Linked DNA regions of Mus musculus: regions 1 and 2 are each linked to region 3. Evidence: chromatin loops called from intact Hi-C (ENCODE). Cell type or tissue: left cerebral cortex. All regions are shown on one strand. Links, peaks and the distances in the headings refer to the core of each region. The heading gives the core; the rest is flanking DNA.

Region 1 (7,809 bases), core at 2,701-5,200, 240 kb after region 3:
GTATACTGCCTAGCCTGGCTTCCTGTGGGTCCTTTTATAAAGCACCTCCCCCAGAAGGTGTGGGTATTGTCCCAACCTGGGGAGCTGGGCTCTAATGACTGGCTGTCCCACGGGCTCCCTAAATATCCCACCTCTCTGCCTTAAGGCAAGAAAGATGGTACAATTCATGACTTTGAACGTGCATAAAAGTCCCTTCTCAGGTTCAAGATCCTAGTCTCTAGAAAAACACTTAGTGTTAGAGGGCCAACTCTGGCCCACCCATCCTGGGGGAGGTGAGGGGTGCACCTCACATCTAGGAAGACCTTACCTGTCCTGGGCTAGCTCATGGGCTTCCACTCCATGCCTCAGAGAGTAGCAAACAAGGACTTGTAGGAAATCCCCACAGATATACTGTACCTCCCATCAGAGTTCCTGAGGCTTTGGCAATTTCTCCTTCAAAGATGCACTGAGTATCCAACAGCATCGTGATGTCCTTCACACCTCGGAAGGAGTGGATTCGAGACTTATTGTAATTCCAAATCCTAATCAGGGCAACTTGGCAAGGGTGTGTGAACTCAATGGAGATGGTGTGGGTCATGCCTGGTGTGAAGGGGGCCAGCCAGACATGCATGTCATCCTGGGTCCTGTTCACCCCATCAATGAGGTTGGAGACTACACGTGGGTCTTTCCCATAAGCTGGTAAAATATTGATGTCAGGGGGGTCTGCCGTTATGCTGGAAATCTGTACTGGTTCCCCTGAGGAGCTGAATATTTCTATGCCGTTAAGGCCAACATAGTGTCTGTCTCCCCATGTAGACTTGATGTCAATAACCAAGTGCTGTCCATAAGGGAGGACTGGGATTTTAAAGTCGCTGTCACCACCCATCTCTGTGGAGGGCTCTGGCTCCTCCTCTCTGCAAGGGGCTGGGAATTCCTCATGCCGGCTGCTCCTTTGCTGCTTCAGGAACTCATCTAGGATGTCCCCCTGTGGTTCCAGGGCAGAGATTCTGCCCCGGTGGGCACGGTCGAAGGCAGTGAGGGAGTCCCATGATGCATGCAGTGCGTGTTCCTGCTCACCATACCACTGCAACCAAGGCAGTGTCTGGGAGGCCTGGGTGTCTTCTGAAAGAGAACACAGGAGGGGGCACCCTATTAGTGTCACACCTTGGAAACGCATGCATTCCCCAGGAACCAGGGAAGCTCTGTTGCTTCACTAAAGCCACTGTCTTGTTTGTCCCTCACAACTCCAAGAAGGATGTGTCAATCCTGTCTTATAGATGAAGACACTGAGGCTCAGAGAGCAGAGTGCCCGCCAAGCCAGATTCATTCAGATATTAGTTAATTGATAAGGTACTCCACAACACGGAGATGATCCACATGAGTACGCCACAACTTCTGGATGGACTATGTGAACTATGGCTTCCTGTCCCACGTGCTCTTCAGTGTTGGTCTTGACAAAGAACTGTTTATCATAACCTAAGTCTAGACACTCTTTTCAGGAAAAACAAGATGTATTTTTAATAGACTTTGAACTTTCTAGGAGTACAACAGTTATACAAATCAGGAGAAGAGCTACAGTTTGAATCTTGAATGATTCAGGCTTGGCATCCATACTGTGGCACTACTGGGAAGGATGGAGCCTTTACAAGGCGAGTGCACGTCCCTGAAGGGGACTCTGAGATGTTCTCTCTCTCTTCAGTCTCCAACTGCCATCAGGTAAGCAGCCTCCCTCACCACACACTGCCATCGAATCGTGTTTTCTGTAGGCCCAAAGCAACATGGCCAGATAGCTCAGGCCTGAGCCTATGAACCTGTGGGTCACAATGATCTATTCCCTTTGAAATTTGTTCATCTTGAGTACCATGGTGACAGGAAGCTGACCCAGGAAGGCTAGTTTGGCATTAGAAACTTTACCAGAAGTCACCCGACTTTGAAACTCCCATAGCCAGGGACACATCATGGCCCATGAGGTCTGAGTTGGTCACAGTGTAGGTTGCACTGCACTGGAGGCTGGACCAGTCCCATGACTCTGGCAGCACTACAAGGCATTCTTCAACAGTGGGATGAATGCTCAAGAAAGAATGTTAAGTCTGAGTACCAGCACTGGTCTGTGGAGGCAGGAGGACCACAAGTTCAAAGTAGTCAACTTCACTAAGTGTATGAAAGGTAAGGCATCTGTCTGCTCCCACGTATGGACAAAGCCGGAATCTCAGCATAGGGACTCAACCAGTAACTTCAAGGATGGCTCTGAAGCCCCCTCTCAGGGTCTATGAGCTCAGTGTGACCATCAGGCAGTGGCTTTTGCTGGCAGCCAAGCACAGCCAGTCATGGGAAGAGGTCACTGTGAATACACAGCAGCATGCAGCTCTGCCATTCCAGGCTGGTTCCTACTGGGCAGCACCTGCGCTCCACTCCCTGCCTGCAGTCCACTCCCAGCCTGCGCTCCAGGGAGCTTGGCACTATCAATTACTCCTCTCTCTAGGTTCCTCCAACACTGCTTCCTCCAGAGCTTTCCACTGCTCGCTCGGCCTGCAGACATGTATACATCTCTCCTGTCTAGAAAAGGGAGGGTACCAGATCCTGTGGTTCCCTCCTATCATGCCCTGTTCTCCTCCCCTTTTCTATACAGACATCTATTTCCTGTCTTAATAGTGGCCTTTCAACTCCACCCTGAACTCAGCTTCCCTTCTTTGGGGAACAAGCCTCAGCTTTCTGAAGACCATCCCACTGTGAGGCTATCCACACAGAAGCTGGTGTGTGTGTGTGTGTGTGCTGTCATTCTCCTGGCCGAGTCAGACTGATGGGATACAGGGTTGCTATATGTGGAGGCCTAGCTGACTACACTGTGGGGAACCTGCCTAAAAATGATGCCAACTTGGGAACAGGAATCAAAAGGTAAGGAGAAACTTTGATGGCTTTCTATGGGCTCCTGCATCTCCTGTTCCCCACAGCACTGGTGGCTTTTTGCACTTTGAATGCCTAGGATGCCTATGACTCTCAGGACTCCCCATTTACAGCAAGTGACAATGACTTCTAGTCTTTGTCAGTTTTCACTTCATTCCTGACATCCCAGACAAAGGTCTTGCATTTGACAGTCTGTCCTCCCAGTGGTTTAGGAAACATACCACTTCAGCTACCTGACCCATAGGTCTAGCTAGCTAGCTTTTGTTTCTTTTCCTTTCCTCTCTCTTTCTTTTTCCACCCATATATCTCTTTCTTTGCTTCTTTCTCCCCACCCCTTTGAGATGCAGTCTCATTCCATAGCTCAGACTGGCCTCAAACTGTGACCTACCTGCCTCAGCCTCCAGAATCACAAGAGCACAGTGTGCCCACCACACCCAGCCTACTCACAGCGTCCTAGCACAGTGGCACCACCTTGTTGCTGCAAAGTCTAAGAATACCTGAGACTTACTTGGTCCTTGGTTCCATCCTGCCCTGTTCTTACCCAGCTAGCACTCTTTCTCAGCTCCCACACAGGCACTGTCCAACCTCAGAGCAAGTTCTGCCAGGCTTCTTTAATTCCAGTGACAAAACTACTAGGCTCTTTGCTGGTGACAGATAGAAAAGAGGGGACAAAGCAGGCATGGCAGAACCCACAGATGACAGCCTCCACACTGATCTGGAGGACTGAAGGCAAGAAGCCTCTCTATCTTAGAAAACACTTTCTAGATTGCTATCTGTGTGGTCTGGTCACTTTAACACCCTGAGCCATGAGCCTACAGCAGAGTTTGTCACATGCTATTTTCATCACCACGATCATTTCTTATGCCAAGAATAAGAATGCTTTTGCTCACTGTGCCCACAAGCCCTGTTGCGGCTCTTCCTAATTCTGCAACCTCCATCTCCCCAGCCACTGCTATTCTCCTTCACCCCACCAGATGTCTTCTTCAGTGGGGCTTTGTCCTTCTCTGCCTTCTGTGGGGACAGCTCTTCTTCCACATGGTCACTTCCTTTCAGTGCCACCCCTCCACCTCATCCTTGCTCCCTGGCATGACCGGGTGCCATGCACAGAAAGCATGAGGTGCTAGAAATACCTAGACGTGTTTGCTGGGACAGGAAGGCCTGTCAACACTAGCTTCTTGCCCTCAGTCTCTTGGATCAGCCTGGAGGTCGTAACCTGCAGGTTCTCCCATGCCTCTTCTGTTCCCATCTTCCTATCTGCCACCAATAAAGAACCCAGAAGTCCCCATTATTCTCTCCTCCCAGGAACTGGTGTGACACGTGGCAGAAGGGGCTCTAGCACAGGCTGTCATCACTCTGGTCTCTGTGATCTGAATTCCTCTGACTGAAAGTAATGGCGGGATTAGCCTATAAGCGTGCCAGGAAACACTACATACACCATACACCAGGAACTTGGCTGGCATGCCTCTGCCAGGGAGCAGGGACTTGGCATTCCTTCTGAGTCTGCCTTCCAGGCTCCTCCCTGAGTCGCATACTTGTTCTAAAAGGAGAGGCATAGACTTTCTCCTGCCCCTGTTGGCTGTGATGGCAGCTGGCATCCAGGTGTCTCCCTGTGCGCCTCTGCTGGGGACATGCTCTGAGACTACTTGGGACTAAGCTAAGGCTTGGCTTGTCACTGCTGACAAGCTTATCCTAAATCTCTGTTAGACAGGAAGTTTCCTGTTTCTCTTCTGTGGTACTGAGGATGAAATAAATGTTAAACACGCTCTCATTAAACCATGTCCCCAGATCCAGTCCTAAACCCAAATGAGCAGCAGAAAGCAATGGTGTCCATCTGCAGTCTATGAAGTCTAGAAGGATCTCTGATGATGACACAACAGGATTCAAGAAGCCAGAAGACTTGTCCTGTGTGGAGTCAGATACAGACAATTGAAGCTCAGAGTTTATAAAACTGCCCTTGTCACCATCAGCACATCGGCATCAATGGCCATTAACACAGGAAGCAAGAATGGACAAGAATGGACGGGGAAATACAACACAACTACCTACCTTCCTTCCACTGCACCTGCTTCAGCCATTGCTGACTGGGCACAGTCTGGACAACTGACCCAAGTCTACCAATCAACACCCCTTGAGACTCCAGAATTGGCTGCAGGGCCCAGAACCAGCACTCAGACACTTGGGACTGAAAGGCCTTTGGCTACCTGTGAACAAACTAGCAAGGAAAAGGTGGTCTGGTGGACTTGTGCAGAGAACCAAGGGAACAGGGAGAAGATGCTACTAGCCTTTGGTATTTTGGACCCTGAAGTCTCCACCTACTCTTCACTGCTCATGGTAAAGGCTGATGACACCTCATCCACCCATGGCCGATGCACCCCGCTTCCAGAATGGACATGGTATTATAGTAAAACATGATCCCCTGCTAGGCCACGGTAAAGGTCCACTGTGGGGGTCTCACCATGGGGAGCACTATGAAGCTTATCGCTCCACTAGCATTTTGGTAGACTCATCCAGCATGCTTCCTGGAGGCCCAGGCAGTGGGGCTTTGGAATTGGGTGATGGGTAATAACACCATTTCTAAACAACTTTCCTCATTAGCAAAACCAGCTAACAAGCACTAAATCTTAAGGACTTGATTCTTGATGTGTCATTGAACCAAGCAGGGAAATGCCTGGCAAGAAACTCAAGTGAGATTGAGGCCTCTGAACTTGGACAGTTGGACTGTTGCCTGTCACCAAGAACTCCCTGCAGCTCCACGTCTGCTTAAAGCCTGGCTGGCCATCCAGTGAGTGTTGGCAGTTATGCTAATAGGCTCAGGATGGTGGGACTGATCCACTGTGGCTCAAATTCTATACTAGCCCCACTGGGTGTGGGAAAGGAATCTCTAGAAAAGTGGCTTAAACTTCACATTTTTTTTTTATCTATAAGATGGGGCTGTTAAGAGGATTCAGAATCATTAAGGTTGGACCAGACCTTGGCAAAGAATACATGGATCCAGGCCCTGCTTGTCACCACTGTCCTGCCCCACAGCATGTCACCTAAGCCAGGATTTCATACCCAGAAGGCTTCTCTTTCTTTTACTGTCTATGTTGTTTAGTGTGTGTAAATAATTGTGTGTGCACAGATACACATATTTGCATGCCTGTGGAGGCTAGAGGACAAACCTGGTTATCATCTTGAGGGAATGCCCATCTCTGTCGAGACAAGGTCTCTCACTAGCCTGGATATCATTATTTGGCTAGACTGGCTAGCCAAAAAGGGATCCTCCTGCCTCTGCCTCCCCCAGATCTGGAATTGCGTGGGTTTGGGGCATCCAAATCAGGTTCTCAAGGACATTGCCAATCAAGCCCCTCACCCTGGACCATTTTAATGTTTTTCTTGAGACGGGGCCTTTCTATACAGCAGAAGCCTGTCTTGGTGATGCCTCAGCTCCCTGAGAGTAGAGGTTTCAGGCTTAGCCCTACCATGCCCTTCTGGGATTTCCTGATCTTTGCTTTATCCAGTCTCAGAGTCTAGATAAAAGGTGGGCAGCAGCACAGACCCAGAGGACAGCCAGAGGTTGGGGAGAGCCCTCAGATTCTGAGGGTTACAAGAGGAGACAAGCAGACACTCAATGAGGGAGTGACCTGAGATGACTCACTAAGGAGGATGAGCAGGGATTCCTGTGGCCATACAAGAGGCCAACCCAGAGCACAGGTGATGCAGGCTGGGCCTGAGGGAGCAGAAGCATTCAGCATTTGTTGAGGCATGCTTCTGTGCCAGGTTACCTGCCAAGCACAGCCCACAGATCTCAAATGACCGCCTACAATCCTGGAGGAAAGGGGTGCTTTGTGGGAATAGGGGGAACGGAGTTCAAATTGAGGTCAGCAGGTCTGTGGGGTACAAGACACAGGCTGATGTCTCACTCATTACTTGCTGAACATTCCCCAGGAACCAGGGAAGCTGTGTTGCTTCATTAAAGCCACTGTCTTGTTTGTCCTTCACAACTCCAAGAAGGATGTGTCACTCCTGTCGTATAGATGAAGACACTGAGGCTCAGAGAGCAGAGAGCCTGCCAAGCCGGATTCATTCAGATATTAATTAACTGATAAGGTACTCCACAACACAGGGGCAAGTCTGGGTGTCTCTACCAGTGTCCCCACCCTGGTGCCCTCTTATACAGTTGGACACAGCATTCCCTTCATAATACCCACCTTACTCAGGATGGATATGCAGTGCCCCAACCCTGGTGCCCTCTTATTCAGGATGAATATGTGAATACCACACCCTGAACCCCCTTCACATTCAGGATGTGAATAACCCACTGCAAAGATTACAACAGTCTCAGCCTGAACTCTGCCAGCAGATGTGGCTTTGGTTTTATTTTAATACTTGGAAAGGACCTTGCACCACTGAGCTACTGTTCTAGCCCTTCTGCCTCTGTATTTTGAGACAAGGTTTCACTAAGTTGATCAGGCTGGCCTCAAACTCACTCTGAAGCCTAAGTAGGCCCTGGACTTGTAACTCTCCAGCCTCAGCCTCTGGAGTATCTGGGATTACCGGCCTGAGCCATGATGGTTTCTTTTAAATACACACAGTGGTTTCAAAATGATCACCATCAGTTGCTAACACTGTACAGCACGACTTTCTATACTCCAGTTTGTACTGACAAAAGCAAAAGAAGACTGGCACACTAGCCATGCATTCCTGGAGGCCAGCAACAAGACGCAGAGTGGAGGTTGCCTTCTTTCATTGGCCTTGGGCCTTGTGGCCTTCTAACAGTACAGACTCAGGTAAGTTACTAGGTACTAATGTCTTGATCAAAGGTGGAGAATTGAGTCCAGGTTGGAAAAACCTTGTAGTACAAGAAAAATGGGCCAAGGTGCCAGTCATCCTGGTGTCAGTGACAATCACATCTAGGAGTTTAACAGGCAGAGTTCCTGGTTACCC
Region 2 (7,809 bases), core at 2,701-5,200, 190 kb after region 3:
ACCACCCTTCTACTACAGCCTTCTGGGGGCTGAGTGTCTGCTTCCAGCAGGAAAACACAGGATCCAAGTGACATCTGAAGATCTGGGACACTGGGGTGGGATGAACTGTGGACCTCAGTTCAACAGTGACCAGGCAGTGAGACTCTGTAGCTCCCAGCTCCCCTTTACCTCATCTTCCCTATGTGTTTGGTGGGTGCAGTGGTTGTCGTTGCTGTATTAGTAATAGCAGCCACCACATCGTGGCCTCTGCTGTTAGTAATGACAGCCACCAGAGCACCTCTAATAGTTGTTTCAAGAACTAAATAAAGCCCAGGAGCTGATACAATATGAGGAAGGAAGACCCACATGGGGTTTAAAACTCCATTTATTATATGTAAGTACACTGTAGCTGTCTTCAGACACTCCAGAAGAGGGAGTCAGATCTCATTACATATGGTTGTGAACCACCGTGTGGTTGCTGGGGTTTGAACTCAGGACCTTCGGAAGAGCAGTCAGTGCTCTTAGCCGTGGAGCCATCTCTCCAGCCCTGTTTAAAACTCCTAATGGGTAACTTCTAGCAATAGCCAAGTTGAGACCCACTGGGTTGGCACAAGCAACCTTCTGACAGGAATTAATTTTATTTATATATGTGTGTAGCGCATCCCCCTTTGTCCCTGTTTCCCTCTTTCCTTCCCTCTCTATCTTCTTCCTCTTCTTTTCCCCTTCCCGTGCACGTGTGTGTGTGTGTGTGTGTGTGTGTGTGTGTGTGTGTGTGTGTGTGTGTGTGTGCAAGCCCTGGCCATGTGTATGGTTACTGATTGCTTTGCAGCCCAATTGTCCCTTGAATACCTGTTTCTTTTCCATAGATGGGAAAAGTGGTGCCCATATCTCAGGGTGTGGGCAACAGGTAGAAGGCTACTTTGAAAGTTGTCATGGTGCTTCTCCAGCCCTGGGTATGCTCTGCTCTGCCTGCCTTCTCATTCCAGTCTTGGGGTTTTCTTTTGTTTCTTTCCAGGATTGAGAAGGGGGACGTGAGTGAAGAGGAAGACTTCCGCCTTGCCTGCCGCCACGAGAGATACCCGACCCGTAAGTGCCACGTGGTGGACAGGGAGCTGTAGCAGCAGTCTCCTCCCGACACACACCACACATGGGAAGCCTGGCAGCTCCGGGCCTGGCCTGACATCCCCAGTGGCCTTTGAGATCAGCCCTGGGTGGGATCCACCGAGGCAGGGAGAAAAACATTGGACAGATTAGCTTAGGGGCTCCGAGCACATTCACTTCACCAGCCTCACTCTGACGGACACATTAGGAAGGATGCGGGGCAGCCAGGAGAACAAGTGTCAGCTCCAGACGACAAAGGGAGGCAGAGCTGAGTGTTCCTCACATCAGATAGGAGCTGCCAAAGACAGCAGGTGAGGCAGTCACATCTCAGTGAGCAGCTTTCCCTTGCCAGCTCCATTGCATATGTGTGCTTTCCAAGCTTCCACGATCCCTAACTTCTAACTCCCACAGGCAGGAAGCTTAGCAGGTAAGTGACTTAAGCCTCAGAGAGGTAGAGACTTGCCCCAGGTCACACATCCTTGCTAGTTAGCACAGACCTCTGCTCTGGAGGCTTCAGTCTATACCTGAGTCTCTCTCTATGCTTGAAGGCTAGGAGTACTGGGAGCTGAATGTAAAGTCTGAGCCCCCTACCCTCAGTGCTCTCTGTCTCTATTTACCTATGTGTCTATGTATGTATATGCTCATCTGTCTCTATATCTATGTGACTATCTGCCTGCTTGTCTGTCTGTTTATCCTTCCATCTATATATCCGTCACCTCTCATCTATCTCTCCACTTATTATCTACCATATATGTATCTTCCGTTGGAGCCTCTGACTGCCTCATCTGTTGTCTCTGCTGACCTTTCTGTCCACTCTTGCCTCTCTGTCCATGCACATGCCTCTGCAGTGAGCTCAGGGTCAGAGGTAGAGAGGGCTGTGCTAGCTGCAGGCAGGGCAGCTTGGAAGCTGGAGTAAGCCCCCGTTTCCGGGAGAACACAATGGTAGCTTGAACGTGACCATGGGGACACATAGATTTGGGGGCTTTCTGGTGGCATTGTCAGAGTGGATCAGACTGGGCTCCTCTGGGATCAGACCTGACACATCTCACACATGCACACTTACTCACACACACAGAGTCTCTCTCGCACATACACACTATGTCTCTTACACTCATACACTCTCTCTCATAACTCAAACACACATACACAGTCTCTCTTACACTCACATACTCTCATACACACTCATATACACACACACACACATACACGCTCACAAATACATACTCACATACACTCACACACATATATACTGTCTCTTTTACACTCATACACACGCTCTCATACACACTCACATATGCATACACACACACACACACATACACTCACAATGACAATAACAGGCTGTATCCACTGAACTTCATTTTGCTTAGGGGACCCAGATATCATAAGCTGGAATGGACTTGGGACTCAAGGAAGAGGTGAGCAATTGGTTCTAGCTGAGAACATCAGGGCAGTGACACAGGCCTGATACTGTCCCAGCTATGACAGGAATTTCTCAGGTCACTGGTGGTGGCTACCAGAGTGTGGAGCCATGCTGTTGCTAGCTGGCACTCAGCAGGTATGCCCACCCCCGCCATGATCATTAGAGCAAGAGCAGGGAGAGAGGAGCCTTGGGGTCACACAGAACTTCTGCAGGAACCTTCAAAGGTGTGTGTCACCATCAATAGAAGAGTTTGGTAAGAAGTCTTGTGGCTTTGCTGGTGTTGAGTCTGGGGGCTGTGGGGGCATCTCTGAGGTAGAAGGTGGATGGAGGGAGAGCACAGGCCCACTGGAGGGATGTGAACTTCATGGCTGGTGCTGAGACACTACAAGATCATCTCTGGAGAAGGGCACGTGCAGGGATCTGTGCCCAAAGGCTACAAAGAGTGAATAGGGAAGGCTTTCTCCATTCTGGCTTCACAGGAGAGAAAGGAGTCTCAGTTCCCAAGCATCTCTGTTCAGTGTCCTCCATTAGGGCAGACAGTAGAGATGGCCATGCTCCTGGGGCTTGTGGGGACCACCAGGAGTCCTGAGGATGGATGCCTGTGACAAAGCAGGGATTGGCTTCTCTAAAGAAGTCGTTTCTATGATGCATGTGAGACATTCACTTGTTCCCTTACTTATCCATCCACCCACCCATTACCCAATCCATCCATCCATCCATCCATCCATCCATCCATCCATCTCTCCATCTATCCATCTATCCATCCATCCATCTCTCCATCTCTCCATCCATCCATCCATCCATCCATCCATCCCTCCATCTCTCCATCCATCCATCCATCCATCCATCCATCTCTCCATCTATCCATCCATCCATCTCTCCATCCATCCATCCATCCATCCATCCATCTCTCCATCCATCCATCCATCCATCCATCCATCCATCCATCCACACATCCATCTATCCATCTATCCACCCACTCATCCATCCATCTATCCATCCACCCACCCATCATCCATCCATCCATCCATCCATCCACTCTCTTATTTAATCACTCACTCATTTATCCCTGCTCATAGGCTCCTCTGGGCCCCAGAAGTCTGTAGGACAGCAAGGCCCATTCTGTTGCTGCACAGTGCGGCAAGAGCCATGGTGGAATCCCCACTAGCCAGAGACATCAGGGTGTGGCACCTTATCTAGGGCACAGTACAGGGGCTTGAGAGGATGAGCTCTTTCATTCACTGAGTCAATTCAGCCCGGTGGATGACAGAACAAAGAACCCTAGGAGGCCAAGAATAGCTTTGGCCAGACATGGTGGCACGTTCCTGTCATCCCAGTATTCACAGGCCAAGGTAGGAAGATCATAAGTTTGAGGCCAGCCTGGACTGCATGGTGAGACCTTGTCTCAGCAAACCAAAAGACTGGGCTTACCCAATATCATATAGTCAGGCAGTAACAGAGGGGATGAAGGCTCAGTAGTGTGGAGGAACTGTCCGTGTGGACCCATCTCTCCAGGCTGGGTCCCGAGGATGGGAACCCAGCAAGAGTAGAGTGCTAACAGCCTAGAGAAGCAGCCGGTCCCCAGAACCCGGCCTCTTAGCGGCTGTGGGGTTGCTGCCCAGAAAATATTTTGGAATCGCTTGGGCGAGTTTTGCAATATTTCCTCATGAAGCAGCTGCTCAGATCCTGCCGGGCACAGCTTGCCGGCAGGAGGCATGGGGGAGGAGGGTGTCAGGGAGCCACATTATTAAACACTTGCTGTGTGCGCTCAGCAAAGCTCCTGCCTGCTAGCTCTTTGATGACTGATCCGGACGTAAGAAGGAAGAATTACTAGGCAACTTTGCTGAGCAGAGAGACCTCACATAATCCAGTCTGCGATGAAACCCAGCTCGGCACTGGAGATGTTTCTGTTCACCGAGGGCTCCAGCTCATGCCTCAGGACCCCGGCCTCACCATCCTCCTCCCTTTTGCCACCTTAGGCAGCAGCTGCACCATGTTTAAGCTCTTTCACTTCCTAGGACCTTTGTACTTGCTAGATGCTCTCCCTCTAAAGCTTCGTGTGGTTCGCTTTGTCTCCTAAGCTGTGGACTAGTTTCCCAGGTGCCAGGTTCTTTCCTTCCCAGCATCTGACTCTCCCCGACTCACCCTGCTTCCCATTTCTCTCATCTCTCTGATAAACACCTTGTCCATCTTGTCCATGTCTCTAGCCCAAGCACCCAGTTCAGCAAGTACCACGCAGTTGGTGCTCAGCGCTTGCCACTGCACCTCGGAGCATCTCCCACAACTTCCTCCCAGAGCAGCTAGTCTGACAAGAAGAGTTATATAAACTTTCTTTCACTTCTAACTACTGCCAAAGTTGCTATTTCTCCCTTGGTCCTTCTATGATTTGATTCTGCCACAGTTTCTTGCTCTGCTCTGCAGTGCCACCAGCTAGTTTGGGAGCACATCAGATGTGACATTTGATGGAATTGATGCTGCCATCCGATCTGGGTATCTGTGTCATCCTCTGGGGTGACTGGGGTTTGCAGCGCACGGCTCCTGTCAAGTCTGATGCCTTGGACAAGCCTTTGATTTGCCAGGTGTGTCGTGAGGCAGGGCTCTGCAAGAGCCTGTCATTGTCAGGACACAGAGGCAGCTTGTGGGAGCTCTGTCAAGATGGGCTTTGGCCATAGCTGTCCCCCAGAACAGCACAACGAATTTTAAGGAAGACTTTCTGTGGGCCTAGAGCAACTTGGCATTTTGATTAGATCAAAATCAAATTCAATAGAACACTGCGAGAGTTGTTTCTGTTATTAAAATGGAAGCAGACCAGACCATATTTTCAAAATAAATATCAAGGCCAATTTCCTGGACTCAGACAGGCACGCAGCTTGAGGACATCTGAGACCCTGCCATCTGGAGGTCAGGGGTCCCAGCTGGAGTTAGTGCTGCTGTGCTGGGGTGGAGAGTCGAATGGAGAATGATCCCGGTTCAAGCTAGGTTTCTTCTGTATTTTGCTTTGAGGTAGAATTTCACTATGTAGCCCAGGCTGGCCTCAAACTTGTCATTTTCCTGTCTCCACCACCTGGATTGGGATGGCAGGTATGTGGCTATGTTCCCAGCAGGCTTCTGTATTTAAAATGGGCTGCCTGTGCCCTTGGGGCCCACTGGTCGCAGAGCCAGTTCAGAGTGGCTCCTGCCTGCTGCAGTCTGCTTGGTCATAGACTGGGAGGACATTGCTGTGTCTAGGGCCAATCTCCCTGACCCATCTTTTTGAGATACAAGCCTGACTCCATTTTCCCAGCTCAGAGCCAGGCCCCTCCCCACCTGGGGCATGGGTGGCATCCCCCAGGGGCCTCTTCCCATGGCTCCTGCCTGCTGCTCACTCTTTGACCTCCAGGCTAGCTTGTTCATTCCACTCTCTTCCCACCAGAGTGTTGATATTACCAGCACAGGAGCCTGCTGTCGTTCAGTGGTCGTTGTGTATCCCCCATACAACAGTGAGTCCCCCACAAGGTAGTGCCATGCGTCCACACAGTAGGTCCCCATGAAATTCTGATATCAATTTGGTCCCTATGAGGTCATCAGCATTCTTTCTGTCTTGTAGCAAAGGAACTGGCTCTTGGGACTGTCACTTGGCCCAGGTTACAGGCCTGCTCAACTCTATTCATGCCGATGCTTTTCTGTTTGTCTGATTTTTGATCCAAGGCAGTAGTATTCCAGTCATGCCCGTTGCTAAGAAACACTTGGGGACTCTCATTAAAATATAGGTTGCTGCAAGGCAGGGTAACCCATGCCTGTAAGCCAAGCACAGATGAGAGGCAGAAGGATTACAAGTTTGAGGGCATTCTGGGTGACATAGTTGAGATGTGTGGGATCCAGGCTTGTAAAGTATGATGGCGTGTCTTATTACAGACTCCTAAAGCCTTAAGGATAGGATGAGTGGTCCTCTGAACCTGGTGCAGCCCTGGATTCCCTCTGCAACCATGTGTGTTGCTTACCTTCCTCCAATGACAAGATTGCTGGGCATTCACACCTCCTAAAAGCTTCCCAGGGCTGCCAAGAATCTATTTCACACCTCGTTCCTTCTGCCTGAAATGACCCATCCCTGCCCTCTAACAAGGCAGTAAACAGATTGCAATAGAACCTGGAGCTATTGCAGAGTCCAGCTGCAGAGTCTGGGAATGGCTGCTACCACCCGGTGTCCTGCATCGAGAGCGGCGCATGTCTCCATACGCTACTGTCTGGGGCTGTGAGGTTGAAGGTGAGGATATGTTAGGTTTCCATGTCTGTGACAAAACACTTCACAGAAACAACCTAAGGAAGGAAGGGTCGATTCAGGCTCACACTTTGAGAGGATTCAATCCATGTTTGCTTGGCCCCATTGCTGTGAGCCTTGGTGAGGCAGAACATCATGGGGGGGGAGGGGGGAAGTTGTTCCTTTCGGTGGCCAGACAGCAGAAATCATATGGGGCTAGGCCAACATGCCCTTGAATGGTTCGTGCCAGTGACCCATTTCATTCAAGCCGGCTCCACCTTTCCAGGTTTACCCCGCGCTATAGTTGTACAGATTTATATTTCATCAGTGAATTAACTAGATCCATTAGGTCAGAGCCCTGGTGATGTAATGGTTCTGGAACCCCCTCCATCCCTCCCCACCCCCCAGGCACCCTGATCTCCTAGGCATCTCTCAGTCTAGTGCACTGGCAATTAAGATGTCATAGTGCTTGTGAGACTAGAGTTTCGGGTTCACATCCCAATGGAGACACCTTGGGTAAATTACTTCTCCCAGGTGAGGCCTCGGTCCCTCAGCTATGGACAAGTTCAGCAGCAGGCAGCTCCTGCCTTACTGAGTGCAGATGACAAGAGTTGGTTTCAGGTGACTGGGACAGCTGTAGTAGCGCTGCTGTCATCACTCACAGTCGTGCCTGTCTCTGTCCCCTCCCTGGAAGCATCTAGAAGGCAGACAGTGTTTTCCACGTGTATAACCCAGCAGTCATTATGATGGGGGACATGCTTGATCCAAGGGCTTGGTGGTTCTGGGGAAGATGCATCAGGTAGACTTAAGTATGAGGAAGAGACCAGGGTCAGGGAAGGTTCAGAGGCCCAGGGTCTCAGGCAGAGCAGATAAAGCCACCCTCCTCAGACTGCATCCTCTCCTTCTCAGGTGGGTTCACTTAAGCCTGGTCCTTGTCTCCAGCCCATATCACGTATTCATTTGACAGACATATACCATCAGCATGGGGCCAGTGGCTGGGAGCCTGCTGTGGATCCCAGCAGAGCTGGCCTCTGTCCTAGTGCATCTGAAGGCCCTCCTGCTGCGTAGA
Region 3 (7,809 bases), core at 2,954-5,453:
AATAACCTGAGAGGCTGGGGGCAGGGCACTTGCCTCACGTATATGGGCCTGGATTTTACACTGGGCAGCGCAAACAACGGAGCGGAGGAGGAGTTCCAGCCCATCACTGTCTAATGAGGCCCGTTCCTTTCTCCCAGGAGACTCTGCCCTCTGGGAGGGAAGGCTTTAATTGTACAGAGCTCTGGGCCCCTCCCTCTTCTAAAAACCCTGCCCAAGTAGCATGGCCGTGCTGGTGTCTTGAGCAGGGGAATGAAGTAGGCTTTTGGCTTGGACACTGTGAGATTGTTTAAAAACTTCCCCAGTAATTGGCAACTGCCTAATCACTTGCTATAATTAGGAGAGCCTAGAGGCTTGGGGGCTCTGTTCTGCAGGGTTAGGAATGAGGAAGCTTAGAAGGAGGCGGCTTACAGCAGCTGACTCCAAGGAAGTGTGGAAATCCAAGTCCCCTGGGGATTATGCCCCTTCAAAGCGTGTTTGTATTTCCTGAAAAGTACCACTTTCATTTTTAATAGCAACTATTTTTTCTGGTAAATTTTTTTTTTATGTAAAACAAATGTACAATTCCCAGCTGTACAGCCAGTGAGGTTTCATGAGCTGAACACACAGCCTGTCCCAGCCACCGTCCCCTTCCGAGGGCAGTCATTGTCCTGCACTTGAACATGGGAGTCAGGGCTGGGACGGTAGCTCAGATGGGAAAGTGTTTGCCACACAAACGTGAGGGCCCAACATCAGCACCCACTTAAAAACCCAGCCGTGGCAGAGCAGACTTAGGATCTCAGGGCTCAGGAGGCAGAGATGGTCAGCCAGCCTAGCCTAAGCCAAAGCCCAAGGTCCTAGTGAGGGACCCTGTTTCAAAAACCAAGGTGGGCACTCCTAAGGAATGACACTGGAGGTTGACCTTTGAACCTTGGTGCCCCCCCCCCCCCGCCGAGAGAGAGAGAGAGAGAGAGAGAGAGAGAGAGAGAGAGAGAGAGAGAGTCTCACACTCAAAGGCACCTGTTGCCTGGCAAGCTCCCTAAGTGCTGGGAAGGTAGAGACCCTGTGGTCGCTCTGGCTTCTCTACAGGGGTGTCAACAAACTTCTGCCAGACGCAGTTGCAGGCCTAGTGCTGGAAGGTAAATTGATCTTGTAAGAGAAGCCGAGAACCTGCGTTTTTATGGCAAATCTTGGATTCTTGAATGTGGCCAATGAGGAAATGTTGGCGCATATGGTACTAACTTCATCCAAGCCAAACCAAACATGCTTCTGGCCGGATTTGAACCGCTAGCTGCCAGTGTAGGGGATCTGGAGGGCCCCAGGCCCATCAGAGAAACAGGTCTGAAGATAAACCTCACCGTTTAGATTAATTCACTAACACTGGGGGTCAGAGAGGGAGCGACAGCAGTTGCTAGGGCAGCAGGAGTGGAGGTCAATCGTAGGAAGGACACTCAGGATGAGGTGGCAAGGCCATTCCAGTGGGAACAGCTTGATGGATGTGCAGAGTCAGGGACCACAGAGGAGTTTGGTGTTGTCATGTGCTGTACCACAGAGCCGCAACCACAGTGAGATGTGAGCAGAGATGTGAGCAGAAGCCGGTGGTGTTCGCAGGGCAAGCCGAGGTGAGACGGGGCTGAACCTTCTGCAGCAGGTGCAGAGGTGGGCAGCTCAGGTGAGGGCTGGGGACAGGAGCCTATTGGCCGGCCTTGGCTGCGTCAGTAGGATGAAGTGAGTACCAAGGTCTTGGGTGCAAATTCCTAGTTCCTTAAACCATACCCAACCCTTGTCTGTTACCAAGGTCAATGTAGCTACGACTGTTAGTTCATTATGTAGCCCAGGATTCCCCGGAACGCATAATCCTCCTGCCTCAACTTCTGGGGTTACAGGGTGTGCCACCCTGCCTGGATGCAGCTCTGCCATTATTTGGTATGAAAATATCCATGGTATCCAAAGGGCTTTCTGATACATTGAGAGGGTTTTCAGGAAGGCATACCTGAAAGGTAGCTCCTCCTACTGGTCTCTACTATCAGCTCTGGTAGAACATTCAGCAAGCACAAAATCAATCCCAATTTGAATTTTTCTCTATGAGCCCCTGACCTTGCAGATGCCCCTGAAAACCTCCTTACATTCCGTGTTCCATTTTGCCTTAAACAAATCATGCTGGGTCTGCCTTTCAAATCACCCCAGGAGGGACTGGTTGCGGCTCTGTGGTACAGCACTTGCCTAGCAGACATGACCCTGGGTCCCATCCAACCCTGGGTTTCATTGCCTAGAGCAAGCAAGCAAACAGAAACAACCCAGAGCTTTCTTGGCCTTTGGATGATCCTGCCTGAACCCCTGGTGTCACTTACCTACCCCTAGCTGATCAGCAGCCATCTTTATTCACTTAGCAGCTGGAGTGGGTCTTCTCCAGATCATTGGACTCTGCCCAGACCCTCTGCAGGCCCCACATGACTCAGACCTCTGTGATCTGTCCTCTGCTGTTCCCTTGCTGTCCCTTGTTCAGGCTGTGCTCCCTCCCTCCAACCCCCAACCCGCCAGGGTGTCAGGTTTTTGCATTGGCCATTGGTTCCCCTGCTAGGAACTTTCTTTCCCTGGCAGAGAGCCTCCTGGTGTCTCCCGGCTTTGCTCCAATGCACCTTCCTATGACACCTTCCTCCAAGCTCCGCCCACATCTACCCCTCCCTGCCCTTCACCCCTGCACAGGCAGCCTGTGCTGGTCTTATTAATGTCACTCATGTTCTCTCTTCTTTCCTGAGCTGAGCATACAGTGGCTGCTCAGTGAGCAGGTGGTTGGGTACCCCTGACAGGATATCACAGCGGGTCTCTGCTTCCTCTGGGTGTTACTTAAGAAGAGTAGTCCCTGAGACTTTTCCTCTGGGCTCTCCTTGCTTTGAACTCCTCCCCGCTTCCCGCCCCAGAACAGGGTTCCCAGCTTGAAAGAAACGTGCCTTGCCACATGAATACTAACTGAGTCTCAAGGCCAAGGAAGTGTCACGTCAGTGCACACCCCAGGGCTGCATTTAAACGTGGACAGGCTCAGATGATACATATTGCATGCCTGTTGAGGGCAGCAGATTCCTTGTGGTCGTTCATTCACATTAACCAATACTCGAATGCACCATTGCAATCCAGAAGTTCTCCTGAAAATAGTTAGAAACTCCTTGTTTGGGGCCAGAAAGAAGCTCTGATAAGCAAGTGCAGGGCTCCCCTGGCTGTCCTCACACCAGCATTGCTTTAGTCTCTCCTGCCCCCAGGCAGAGTGGCAGCAGCTGGCAGTGAGTGGGGCTCACCCACAGGAGTAAGGCAATTCGTAATCTGTTAACCTTGAATTCTGCAAAGCCTGCCACTCGGCAAGCTGGGGGTGGCTGGAGTCATTCTTGGCTTGGGCAGAATTCAAATTAGCTCCTGCAATCAATGTGCAATTAATGGTTGCACACCCTGGGCATCCAGGCACTGTGCCCCATGCAGTGGGAAGAGTGAAGGGTGTAGCTTCATCTTAGAGCAGAGGTGGGGTTGGGGGTGCTCACAGATGAGCAATCCTAGTTTGAGAAAGAGATGCTAAAAAGGTCTGAGTTTCGTCAACTCCTTGGCCCAGATATTCCTAATAGTGTCAGCATTTACTGAGTGCCTACTGTGTGCCAGATGCCTTCCCCACCTCTGGCTCTGGAACACATTCTTTCCTTTTTATAGATACAGAAATCGAGGGTCAGAGAGAGCAAGTGTCTTGTTCAAAGTCACACAGCTGGTCGAGTCCTGGATTTAACTGACTGCAAAGTCAGGATGGTTAACCAACCCTGCCCGGCCAGTCTTAAGCATTCAGCATTCGCAGACCTGCAGGACACCACCTTTTGGCGACCACGACTTGCTGTTCTTTTTGTGGCCTCTTGAGTCATGTTCTGGGTCTCTGGTGTGGATAGCCTGGGTGGAGAAGCCCTGTTTGTCACATCCTATGCTCGCTTCCTTGTGCAGGCTGCCTCTTTGCAAGCTCTCTGCCCTCCTGTGTGGTGACAGAGAGCCTGTGGATAGGAATTGGTCTCAGATAGCAAGGGTGAGCAGGGACAAGCCTTTCAAACGCTGAGGCTCTGCATCCCCATCCCTTCCTAAGCTCCAGATGGGTCTTGCAGCCTTTGCAGAGGCCCCTGACAGTCTAAAGACCCACAGAAGCTGCCTTGTCACTTATCTGGCAGGGCTGTGTGGGTCTGGGTGAGAGGTCTTCTCCTGCCTTGAGTGAGGCTCCTTTGGGAGCGTCTTGCCTGGGATCTCTCACTTGTCCCTCTCCACTCCCGCGCGGATCTGTCCCCCGCCCGCGCCCAGCGTGGCGCGCCCCCTCTCCGCGCGCGGGCGGGCGCTGAACAGTGTCGCCGGCCGCCTGCAGGTGTCTCCCCACGGAGGGGCGCGCGTCCCTGCGCCGTGGCCGCTGCCAGGCGCCCGCGGCTGCTCGCCGAAGCGCACTCGCGCTCCGGGCTCCGGGCGCGCTGGTCGGCTCCACTCTGCGGCCCCAGTCGCCCCGCGTCCTCGTCGCCCCGCGTCCCCGCCGTGGGCCATGGGCCTGCGCCGCGAACACCGTCGCCGACCGCAGGCACCTGAGCCCCGGGGCGGGCGCTGACGCGGGCACCGCTGCCAACTTCGCGCGGAGCTGCGGGCGGCGCGGGCGGCATGAAGACGAGCCGCCGCGGCCGAGCGCTCCTGGCCGTGGCCTTGAACCTGCTGGCGCTGCTCTTCGCCACCACCGCCTTCCTCACCACGTACTGGTGCCAGGGCACGCAACGGGTGCCCAAGCCTGGCTGCGGCCAGGGCGGCGGCGCCAACTGCCCCAACTCGGGCGCCAACGCCACGGCCAACAGCACAGCCGCCCCCGTCGCCGCGAGCCCGGCCGGCGCGCCCTACAGCTGGGAGGCGGGCGACGAGCGCTTCCAGCTGCGCCGTTTCCACACTGGCATCTGGTACTCGTGTGAGGAAGAGCTCGGTGGCCCGGGTGAGTGCTGGCGCGGGGCTCCCCGGGGACGCGCGCCCGCTGGTCCCGGACCGGGGAGGTGGCGCGTCCCGGTCCCCCGCGCGCGCACCCTGGCTGCGAGTTCCAGTGCGTGCGGTCCCTCTTCGGCCTGAAGTCATTTCCCCGTGTACCCCTCCTTGCTCCCATCCGCCCGTCTCAGCTCGGGAGGTGATAGTGGGGGCCGGGGACCTTTGCTGTAGGCAACCCTTCCCACCGCAGATCTCCGGGGCCAGGAACCCAACGGTTCTGCTACTCTCAAGCTGCGCTAAACGTCTACGATAGGGCTGGAGAAAGCAGGGGATAGAGGAGTCTGATGAGCACCCTTATGTCCTTCCACTAGCCGGGGTATCCTGGAGCCCTCCCAGGAGTGGATGCGGGAGTGGATGGTGTGGGAGGGAGGGAGAGAAGGGAGGCAGGCGGGAAAACAGGCAACTTAGGCACTGGAGCTGAGGGATCCTGGCTTAGCACAAGTCTCTTTCAGAACTGGGGAGGGGGCAGGCTTTTCAGAAAGTAGACCGACACTTCTGTCCCCTCACCCAGACATATGGGGCTGAAGTGAATACCCCCAAAAGATAGCAAGTCTGGAGCACTCAGGGGACCTCTGCCTGATAGGGGACTGTGCCATATGGTGGGTGGTACTGGCTATGGATTCAACCCACAGCTTTCGGGTAGTAAGCCACTGTTCTGGCAGGATCCCTTTGGAAGCGCCGTCTCCCCCTTTATGTAGCTGTATCTTCCTCACACTCAGCATAGTCTAAAAGCCTCCTGTCTAAAACTTCTTGCTTCCACAAGCCTGATCCTCCCACACCACAGCAGCCACGGAGCACGGTAGACATGTGCCCCCTCCAGGCTCAGGTCTCCATAGACCTTCATACACGACAGCCCAAAGAATGAGAAGGGATGACCATGGGTCCTCCTCCAACTGCAGGCAGCAGTTCCTGAGATCTGGGAGGCCCTGCCCTGGGGGACATGCCACCCTACAGTGCCTGGATGGGCCTTGTCCCTGGCAGCTTGAGGCAACCTGCCCTGCCTTTGTAGTGTGCCTGGGCTCTCATCGGAGCCTGCTGGCTGTCCCAAAAGCTGTCTGAAGGCGGCTGCCCATAAGCTCTGTAGCCATCCCTGGCTCCGTGCTTTGAGCAAGCATCCCAAGCTTTATGTCCAAGCTTGACTGCTATGTTTTTTTTTGTTTTTGTTTTTGTTTTTGTTTTTGTTTTTGTTTTTGTTTTTGTTTTTGTTTTAATGTTAACAGAAACGTGTTGAAAGCAATGTTAGAGAGCTTCAGTGCATTTTGAGCACCAGGCCAGGCTAAAGTTGTCACCTGTGGAATCTTGTTACATCCTAGCCTCTGGGCCAGGCAGCCACTTGTGGAAGACCCATTTTTCAGATTAGGCTCAGGGGAGTTTGATGAGGGAGCTTGGATTGTCTTCTTGGTGGCTGGAGAACAACCAGAGGACTGATGGAGAAGGGGACCCATGCAGTTTGGGGACCTGAGACAGGATCACTTATGGTCAATGTGAGACCTTCATCCCCCGGCCCCATTCGTCACGATGCTCCTGTGTGATCTGCTGGGTGGATAAAAACCAAGCGCTGCTTTCCCTGGTTTTCCTTGGCTACAGCTTGGTCCTCCCAGAAAATCACAATCGCCTTCCCCTGAGCTTGTCAAACAGTTGCGGATGAGAAATTTGGGAGGTCTAAGGCCATTTAGATGGGTTTCCCTCTCTGCTGTGCACAGCCCCCCAGATCTTGCCTTCACCACTGAGCTCCAAAGGGTGTCAGGATGTACCTGGCCTCAAACTTTTGTTGCCATGACAACCTGTCTTCTGGGTTCTGTGATGATTTTATTTTTTTTACTCCAAGAGGGAAAAACATCCCAACAAGGCCTGAACAAATCCTGCCCTATTCTCCCTTGCTGTTGCTGCTGCTGCTGCAGCCAGGGAAGGCCTAGGCCCCTGTCCGTGCAGCTGGGTCCACCCTGGTGGGACTCCAGCTTCGGGATCCACACTGGCTCACTGGATGATCAGCAGCCCCCTCCCCCCCACCCCCGCCCAGCTCCTCAGCATGGCTGCTCTTGCCTCTCTACCCCTGGGTACCTGTGAGGGGGCATCTCCTAAGGCCCCTTTCCCAGAGATGACACTCCAGCCTATCCTGACAGACACAGAGTCAACCAGCCCCACCCTAAAGAGCCTCCTCCTCCCTCTAAGAGGAGGCATGGCCATCCTTGTGCAGTCAGAGAACAGCAGCCCTAAACGGTCTCTAGTCCCTTCCTGCAAATTAGATCTCTTACTGGGTTTGATATTTAGAAGAACTGGGATGACTGCACTGGGGGGAGGGGGCAAGGTTCAGGCCTGGAGAGGGAACAAGGTCTTGGGTGCAAAGTGATGAAGTCGAGCTTATGCTGACCGTTGCTTGCTTACATGATGTGTGAGCCTTGGCCCTGTGTGAGTGTAGTCTAGGACAGGAGTGTATCAGGAAGCCCAAGGTTGTGGCATTATGAGCCTGCAAGACTGGCTGAGTGGCATTGGAGAGAGAGAAAGGGGTAGACCCTGGGAGAGGAGGAGGTGTGATCTGAGAGTGATGTAGGAGCTTGCAGGCAGCTCAGAAGTGGAAGCAGAGACCCTGGACCTGTAGGTTTATAGTCTGACTCTAGACTCGCTTTGCCCTGTGTGGGATGGTGGGTGGATGGATCGTCTTGCTACCATGAGACTTTGGCCAGAGCCTCTGCTTGCTACCCTGCAGATGGAGAGGAAAGCAGCCCACCCCACCCGAGGGGCTGGGGTTCAGTGACCTCATGGGGGCTGAGCCTCGCTTCTGCTACTCTGTCCTCAGCCACTGTATCT

The links. Hi-C counts contacts between places; a loop is a spot of excess contacts. Peaks named below come from ENCODE experiments on the same cell type or tissue, not always from the same donor. Only the 100,000 strongest peaks of a DNase experiment are listed, where the experiment ranks them.
Region 1: it touches region 3 in a loop (4-fold over the local background); 2 of 42 quality-filtered maps call a loop at or near these places.
Region 2: a loop joins it to region 3, with 5 times the contacts of the local background. A loop is called at or near these places in 4 of 42 quality-filtered maps.

Annotation. Positions count from the first base shown.
Region 1 is chr7:125,843,591-125,851,399 of GRCm38, reverse strand. It overlaps D430042O09Rik (RIKEN cDNA D430042O09 gene), which reads right to left. Exons shown (of 28, transcript NM_001081022.2): 16 at 397-1,101. Among named protein-coding and RNA genes, the nearest start is that of Gm51456, 110 kb to the left of the region's middle. In left cerebral cortex, for the core only: CTCF peaks have their summits at 3,858 and 4,516; DNase peaks (open chromatin) are centred at 3,691 and 4,400; H3K27ac peaks cover 1,719 bases.
Region 2 is chr7:125,884,916-125,892,724 of GRCm38, reverse strand. It overlaps Gsg1l (GSG1-like), which reads left to right. Exons shown (of 7, transcript NM_001101488.1): 6 at 995-1,065. Among named protein-coding and RNA genes, the nearest start is that of Gm51456, 64 kb to the left of the region's middle. In left cerebral cortex, for the core only: a CTCF peak has its summit at 4,177; DNase peaks (open chromatin) are centred at 4,201 and 4,781; H3K27ac peaks cover 1,052 bases.
Region 3 is chr7:126,079,005-126,086,813 of GRCm38, reverse strand. It overlaps Gsg1l (GSG1-like), which reads left to right and starts at 4,403. Exons shown (of 7, transcript NM_001101488.1): 1 at 4,403-4,954. The coding sequence starts at 4,636. In left cerebral cortex, for the core only: CTCF peaks have their summits at 3,048 (motif pointing right), 4,340 and 5,040; DNase peaks (open chromatin) are centred at 4,289, 4,717, 5,064, 5,418 and 2 more places; H3K4me3 peaks cover 1,469 bases; H3K27ac peaks cover 1,773 bases.